Linked DNA regions of Homo sapiens: region 1 is linked to region 2. A link is a contact called in ENCODE Hi-C data. All regions are on one chromosome and are shown on one strand. The core of a region is the stretch at or near the end of the contact, and the rest is flanking DNA. Distances in the headings are between cores, read along the strand shown. Region 1 holds the start of MCMBP (minichromosome maintenance complex binding protein). Region 2 overlaps CACUL1 (CDK2 associated cullin domain 1).

What was found. Hi-C counts contacts between places; a loop is a spot of excess contacts on that map. Pooled maps may share reads with other maps.
Region 1: a pooled map shows a loop between it and region 2 (2.2-fold over the local background). The contact joins the promoter of MCMBP here to the enhancer-like site in region 2. A Hi-C loop is called at or near these places in 2 of 50 pooled maps.

Annotation. Positions count from the first base shown.
Region 1 is chr10:119,869,907-119,874,205 of GRCh38, reverse strand. MCMBP (minichromosome maintenance complex binding protein) reads left to right here and starts at 1,363. Exons shown (of 16, transcript NM_001256378.2): 1 at 1,363-1,679. The coding sequence starts at 1,622. RefSeq lists enhancers at 834-1,003, 869-1,028 and a silencer at 1,259-1,908.
Region 2 is chr10:118,728,448-118,732,436 of GRCh38, reverse strand. CACUL1 (CDK2 associated cullin domain 1) reads left to right here. Exons shown (of 9, transcript NM_153810.5): 2 at 2,027-2,153; 3 at 3,040-3,142. Among named protein-coding and RNA genes, the nearest start is that of CACUL1, 25 kb to the left of the region's middle. Within about 2 kb of position 2,641, at least 8 of the 41 ENCODE cell types and tissues checked have a DNase peak (open chromatin) inside an H3K27ac peak, as active enhancers do.

The sequences.
Region 1 (4,299 bases), core at 114-2,613, 1.1 Mb before region 2:
ATGGCGCTAGAAGAACCTACATAACACACTTTACTCACTACCTGTAACTACCATTAGTTTCTCGTATCTCTGCCTTCCCACTCTGCTGTTTTTGGAAACTTCAAACTGCTTTCGCCATTTCTCCCCAGTTATTGTTCTTTATTGTAAATGCTACGTAATTCCCCCATTCTAAGCCACCTGTTTGAGTTACTCTTCCTTGAGTTTTGCCCATATAAGATGTACATGTTACTAAATTTTTCTTTTGCCAATCCGAGCTTTGTGATAAGGGCCGCAGTGGAGAACCTAGAAAGGTAGAAAGATTTTCCCCCCTTCCTACAGCCCCAAGGAGGGTTTGAGACACGGGTTCCGTTTTTTTCCTTCAGCTCCTCACTTTGTAGATTCCATTCAGGTCATTCCCCTTCCGTCACCATGCCCTTTTTTCATTGAGTAGATATATCTGATGGGCCTGGGGTTTTCTTAGGTACATTTCAGGCCCAGGGGAGACACAGTTTCATTCTTTTTTTCTTTTTTATCGGACAGCCTCCTGAACCAGAAGAGGTTCAGAGCGACTCCCACAGTTTCACTCTTGAACTTGGGTATTTTCCAAATTGCCTCAGCAAAAGGCTGCTGTAGTCGGTCTTCGTAGCTTCCTTCTCCAGGGTATCCTAGCGGCGCGCAGTGCAGGAGCCTCGCACCGCTCCCCGACGGCGGCTGCCAGCTTCCAGACAGACGCCGACCCGGTGTTCGCAACCAGGGCGCAGGCCGGGCCCGGAGCGTTTAGAGCGCCCGCCCCTCGGTAAGGAACCGTCCCTGAGCCACAGGGCCTGACGCGACTGCAGAAGGAGCGTGGGGTCCTCCGAGGTTCCCCTTCTCTAAATGTGCACCTTCCTCAGGGAGACCTTGTGCAGCTGAGGGAAAAGTCACCACTCAGGGTTTCGGGCCGGGGACCCAAATAAAAGTGCTGCCATCAGCAAAAAAAGAAAAAAAAGGCACGAAGAGGAGGTGGGCGGATTCCCAAGGCGGTTTCGCCCACTAATTTTGCCCAGAGATGACTCTGAGGTCTCTGAGCTTAATGCTTTTCAGCTGTTGTGCAGACTCGCTTTGCCCTCTTATAAGCCCACTATGGGAGTTCCCGCTACACGCCGGCCCAGGGGTACAAACGACAACGCGCCGCCCTTGGAGCGCGTCGCCGGGCCCCGCGCTGCGCAGCCTCCAGCGGCGCTGCGTGCCCTTCCTTTTGCCCGTCTCCAAGATGGCGGCGCCGCCGCCGCCCCTCCTCCTCGCCGCGCAGAGCCGCGCTGCGCCGCGCGCTCCCGCCGCCCCTCCCCACGCGAGCTCCACCCAGGTCGCAGGCAGCGCGGTCGGCGGCGGCTATTTCCCGCCATTGTGCGAAGTGAAGGCTAGGGGCCCGTACGCGCCCGCCTGACTGTCGCCAGCAGCTCCTCGGCGGCCCCACCGCAGCCGCCGCTCCCTGAGGCGCGGGAGGCCCGCGCCCCGCGGCTCGCTGTGCGTGGGAGGGCGCGAGCGAACGCGGGCGAGGAGCGGCCGAGCCGCTGAAGAGGAGCTGGGCGCCGGCCGCCCGGCCGCGCTCGGCCCGCGGATCGCCTCCGCCCGGTCTTCGCCGGCCCCGGCCCCTGGCGAGATGCCGTGTGGGGAGGATTGGCTCAGCCACCCGCTGGGAATCGTGCAGGGATTCTTCGGTGAGTGGCGGCGCCGGGGGGCGGGCCGGGCGGGCAGCCGAGTTTGCCGGGCCCCGGGGCAGGGCCCCGCCGCGCGGCCCCCACGCGGTACCATCTCGAGGGCTCGCGTGGCCCGAGACGGGGCCCCGGGGCCTGCACCGGCCCCAGCTGGGACAGCCTCTCCCCCGGTCGCAGCAGGCAGGGGCAGGAGCCGGGCCGCAGGTACCTCCCACCTGCCCGAGTCGCAGCTTGGGAGCCGCCAAGGTGAAGTCGTGGGGCGCGGGCTGTGATTCGCGGGCTGTGATTGACGGCCTCGCTCCCAGCCTGTGGCAGGGCCAGGGCCCCGGCCCCGGGCGCAGCAAACTCGGAGGTCCTCGAACCCTGGGGAGGGCCCGCAGAGCCGCGGGGAGGGAAAACCACTTTGCCTGTGGGAAGCCCACAGGATATTTCAAAACTTCCGGTGCGTCGGGGAGTGCTCGCTTGCACAGAAGTTGGTTCTAACTCCTGTGCTACCCTCATTCTCTCTTTCAGAGATAAGATTTAATGTTCATAGCTTAGTTTTCCTGTTGGGATGACTTTAGAACCCATCTAGTCTGGATCTGCTCCTGTGCCAGAGCCAGCAAGAAATATTGAGCTACTTGAGTTTGTACACAGGGCTGAGAATCCTGCAGGCGAGCTTAGTAAATTTTGGTTGCGATTGCTGTTGCTACTTTACTGCGAAGGGTATACGAAGAAAAGTTTATATTTGTTGTCGTTAACTGGGCATTTTGACAACCGTTCCATTCCCCAGTGTCTTTTTACACGTAATGAGTGGCGGAGTCAGATCCAGCTAGAAATCACTGTAGATGGCAACACCTGACTTGTCTGGAGTTAACTTAGAGTTGTAGAGCGGCCTTAGCTCATTGAAAAAAACATCTTGGGGTACTAGAGAGAAAAGGCAGTGGGAAGCTAAATCATCCTCAGCAGCCAAAATCGACGGCAAACAATGTATGGTATTTCTTATAGGAGGGCCTCTAGTGCTTACTCAGGAAGTCCTTATTAATTTACCTGTAATTCTAATTAGTTTAGTTACCTGGCTTCCCAGGCTGTAACTAATGGCATTATATTAGAAAAAAGCCTGGATAGACGTCCGAACTTAGCCAGTGAACACTGACAGCCTGATGAAGAAATTTAAAACTACCTTCATACTTGAAAAAAAAAAAAATTCACTATATAGCAGTCAAGGGTGCTTTGAGGAAGGGGCATATATTTCTCCACTAAATCCTAGTAATTTATGTTCATAAGAATTCTAGAAATGATAATCGATGGTCAACACAATGGCCCCAAAATGTCAAGTGAAGATTCAATTGTAGCATTGGTTTAAGAGGGTGCAGATGCATAGATACTTTTTAGGAAAAATCCCTCCAAAGTAAAAAGGTTTGGTGCTTAAAGGGTTAAATTTCAGTTACTAATATTAGAAAGTTTATTTATTAGAAATACCCCATACTCTGATTTTGCTGGATAAATGAGATGATTTCATATTTGATAGAGATTTGAATGTATTTGTGTCAAATTTTGTCTTCTAAATGTATGATCCTAAGGGACACATCTCATCATAGTACAGGAAGGATGTAACTTAGATATAAAATAATAGCTTCAGAGTATTTTATAAATTATGTGGATTGTTGTGGGAACCTGAGAAGTTTCTTGATGTGTTTCTCCCCAGAATGTCTTGTTCCCGTGTACGTTGTGTCTTATAGAAAAGTCATAATGTGTTCGTAGAAGCTGTTGCTATATTTTCGTATCACTGTGATTGTATTGCATATCTTTATTATAACAGCATTACAAGTATGTTTGTGTGATAACTTATAGGCACTTTTTGGTTTAGTAGGAAATTGTTTTCCCCCCAGATAGGTAATGCATATGCATTGTACAGAAAGAAAAAAGCAGTTCAGCAACATATAGCAGAAAAGGAAAGATCTTTGAAGATCCTTCACCTTCAAGATAACCACTGGTTCGTGGTTGTGTAGTTTATTTTCTCTGCATATATTTAGACAGTTTTTTTAAACTGAAAAGTTAAGTTTTGTTGTGTATTTTATTTTGAAATATGCATTTTTTTTTTTTGAGACAGTCTCGCACTGTCACCCAGGCTGGAGTGCAGTAGCGCAATCTCGGCTCACTGCAACCTCCGCCTCCTGGGTTGAAGCGATTCTCCTGCCCCAGCCTCCGGAGTAGCTGAGACTATAGGCCCGCGCCACCACGCCCGGCTAATTTTTGTATTTTTAGTAGAGACGGGGTTTCACAGTGTTGGCCAGGATGGTCTAGATCTCTTGACCTCGTGATCCGCCCGCCTCGGCCTCTCAAAGTGCTGGGATTACAGGCGTGAGCCACTGCATCCAGCAGCCTGAATTTTTCCCTTTCTTACTGTCCTTGTCATATAGTATTGTATAAACTTATTAACCCTGTCATATATTTTAAGTTAGGTGTCACAATAATCTAGAGTGTGCTGTCCAGGGCAGTAGCCATGTGTGGCTATTTAAATGTAAATTAATTAAAATTACACAAAATTAAAAATTCACCTCCTCGGTGTTAGCACATTTCAAGTGCTCAGTAGCTACATGTGGATAGGGGCTATTATATTAGCACAGATCTAGCATATTCC
Region 2 (3,989 bases), core at 1,392-3,891:
TGGGGCACCAACAGTATCTGCTATGCCCGCTGGACAGCTAAGCTTTTCGTGCAGTCTTCCTCATTTTAGTAAACGACAACCCCATCCTTCGGTGCTGAAGCCAAAAACTTTGGAGCCACTCGACCTTTCTTTCACATCTCACATCTAATCTATCAGCAAATCTTGTTGACTCTGTTTTTAAAATATCTTCAAAATCTGATCTCTCCTTATTGTCCTCAGTGCCACCATCTGGCCCAACCCCATATCAGCTCACAGCCTCCAAACTTAGTTTACCCTCAGCACAGCTGCTGGAATGATCCATATAAAACCTAAGCCAGATCATGTCACTCCTCTGCTCAAAACCCTCCAGAGAGGCTTCCACCTTAGAGTAAAAGTCAAAGTCTTTACAATGGCCCATAAGGACCTACATGTCTGGCCTCTTCCTACTGTTATGTTTGCGCACGTGCATGTACGGTTCTTTTTGTCTTTAGCTTTACATTAGTCAAAACACTCCTTTATTCCCCATTCCATTCAGTGTGGGTTATGTGATTCATTTGTAATTCGGTTCATTTTTTGTGTTTTGCATTTCATCTTTACCACTACAGCCTTGTTGATTTTTTAAATTTACATAGTAATTTGATGTACAGTTCTTTTGGTCTTGACAAATGCGTGAAGTGGTGTATCCCCCACCATAGTTTCATGCAAAACAGTTAATTGCCATAAAAATTCCTCCATGCTACTGCTTTATAGATAATCCTTCTCCCCACCTTCCAGCCCCTGTCGACCACTGATCTGTTTTCCTCCCTATAGTTTTGCCTTTATTAGTATCATGTAAATGGGACTCTTAGAATATGTAGCCCTTTGGGTCTGGCTTCTTTCACTTAGCAAAATGGATTTAAGATTATGCCATGTTGTTTTGTGAACATTCCTCAGTAGTTCATTCCTCAGATGTCCTGTAAAATAAAATTAAATAACAGAAGTGGATTGATTTAAAGAAAGTATTGAACAAAAATGATATAGATGGTACATAGAAAAAAATCTTGAACCTGGATGACTAAGGTGTGGAAATCGATAATGTGATAAAAAGATACTGGGAAGGCTTTGCTTTACCTGGTATCTCTGACAGTAATGAGCCTTGAGTTCTTGAGGAAGTCACTTAACCACTCTGCTTCCTAGTCTGGTAAAATAAACAGTGAAATACCTGGTCTCGTTGTTGTTACTCCTGAGGTAACTGTGATTCATGACACAGAATATAGGCAGGTTCTTCTGGTAGCTCTTTTTTTAATATTAACATTTCAGTGCCGTGAAGCAACTGTTACCTGGATTTCAAAGCTGTTAGGATCCACTGTACAAATGCTTTGTGGAAACCTGTAGTGTGGGAGTAAGAGCCTGTCTGTAGGAATGAAGTAAGCCTCAGCGCAGGGTCCCAGTTCACTGACTTCTTTTCTGTTGGGCTTATCCAGTTTAAGATAGTAGCAGCCTGAGTTGGAGCTGTAGTAATGATGAAGAGGTGCTGGTGTTGTTGTAAATCTCGGCAAGTTTTACAGCAACCTCTTTGTGATTGCAGCATTTGGACCTTAATCCTCATAGTCCTGTCCTTAGGCACATTTCCTCGAGGATGTCTACAAAGATTGATTGTTGGTGTTCACGATTTCTCCAAATTTTCCTGTGGTTCATTGATAGGCCATTTTGTCACATAATTGGCAGTGTGTATTTGAGGGTCAGAGCATGTTTGAGACTGCTCCACTAATGACAGAAGCTTACAGGAAACCCAGAAGGAAGCCAGTGATGATTGCTTGTTTGGTTGTTATTTTTAAAGATGGACAGGTTCATACTAACTTCTCTTAAATCCATGATTAATGGCTGCTTAACATCCTTGACCAGGTTGCCTTTTTTGTTTTTAATTGAAATAGGATAGTTAGGTGATAGAGTGTCAGTGTAAAATCAGAAGAGTAAGTGAGAGGAATTTGAGAGTGCAAAATGGCTGTGATTTGTGTTTGCTCCACATGTGGCACGTAGTAATATTTATTTTACTTTTTACTTTTAGTAATGAATGTTATAACTATTGAAGATTATAAGAGCACATACTGGCCAAAATTGGATGGTGCCATAGATCAACTTTTAACTCAGAGTCCTGGTGACTATATCCCCATATCCTATGAACAGATATACAGGTAAGTTAAGATTTAATTTGCTTGGGTTTGAAAGGGTATACTAAGGTTCAAGGCACTTGAATTATGCCTCACACAAACATGTAATGTAGAATGCATAAGATGAGGCTCTGTAAGTGTTTTATGTATTCCACACTTACGGATTGGAGGGTTTGGTTTATACTTTTTGATTCAAAAGTGGTTTTCAGATCATGACAGAGGAAGCCTGCCACCTCCACCATACATAATGCAGACACTGTGGAAGTCAGCAATAAAAGCAAGAATGACTGAAGTATCTGGTGTAAAAATCATATTTTTAGTCTCAGAGGGAGACCTTAATCTGTTGGTGTTTATTGACACACAATTCTAACTCTCTTTGGTTATTTTGTTTCTCAGCTCCTGTTAATGGAAGCAGCAAATTAGGAAGTGGGGTGGGATATGAGATCAGCACAGTGAAAGGAGGAAGTGACAAGTATGTTGTTCCACACAGCTGATGTACAAAGAGGTTGTATTGCAAACACTTCCGTGAGTTAGAAACCTCTCTCTACTGATTATCAACCACTCTCTCTTCCTTATTTTGACATTCATTTAAAAAGAGAGAGAGAACCTGGTTTATAAATAGTTATCATATTCAGACCTTAGATTCTCACCTACTATTAGATTCTCTAGTACTGATTAAATGTGTAATACACTACTTAGAAGGGCATATTTATAGCAGATGGTACTATCTTTTCCATCCGAACACCGATGGGGGAGGATAAAGTTTTTATTTAAAAGTTGTGATTGGTTACTTTTTGAAGGTATGAATTATTGGATCAGTGGTTATATATCAAAAGTGTGCTTTAACCTTGGACTGAGTTAAGTGCTTTATGATTAACTTGGTTTGTGGGGGTTTTTGTTTGTTTTACAGTTGTGTGTATAAATGTGTATGCCAGCAGCACTCGGAACAGATGTATAGTGATCTGATTAAAAAGATAACTAATCACTTAGAGAGAGTCTCAAAGGAGCTGCAGGTAAAGAACTGATTGTATTGATTTTTGCTTCCTTGGGTTTTCCTGACTGGTTGCAGTTAGCTTTTCTAATACACATTTGGAAGCTTGTTAATTTGATTATGATATAAATTTATAAATGTTTTCTAGGTGAATGTTGATCAAATCATGTAATTTTTGGAATAGATTGTTAATTTGAAAATTTGGTATAAATTGTGGAAATTTTTGGATTAAATATATTTCAGACCTTAACTGATTCTATTGATTATCATGTCAACATTTCTTTTATTTAAAACTTTATTTTTTTCTGTCAATGTCAATATTTGGTGACTTTTATGATACAAAAATATGTGCATATTTTAACTTGTTTTGGAACTCGTATTATCATCTTTGAAGAGTGGTTTGCCTACTGATTTATAATACCTTTCAATATAAACAACTGAAGTAAACACTTTATTGATAAACCTCCTGTAAATAGGCATCATCTCAGCTCTAAAATCTGGGGCAGGTTGCAGAAAAACTCCTGTTTAAGGGAGCACTTAGCTTGATCCTCCCCCTGCCCACTTCAGTAAACCTTCAGTGCTTGAAGATCAGGTATTATTAAGTTGGTGCAAAAGGAATTGTGGTTTTTGCCTTTGAAAATAATGACAGAAACCTCTGTTACTTTTGCACCAACCAAATAATCTTTATACCAGGGCTTGATCCCACTTTGCTTTTGGTATAGAAGTAGAAGAATGTCTAGAAAAATCACTCAGCAATCCCAGCACTTTGAGAGGCCGAGACAGGTAGATCACGAAGTCAGGAGATCGAGACCATCCTGGCCAACATGGTGAAACCCCGTCTCTACTAAAATTGCACACTCCTGTAGTCC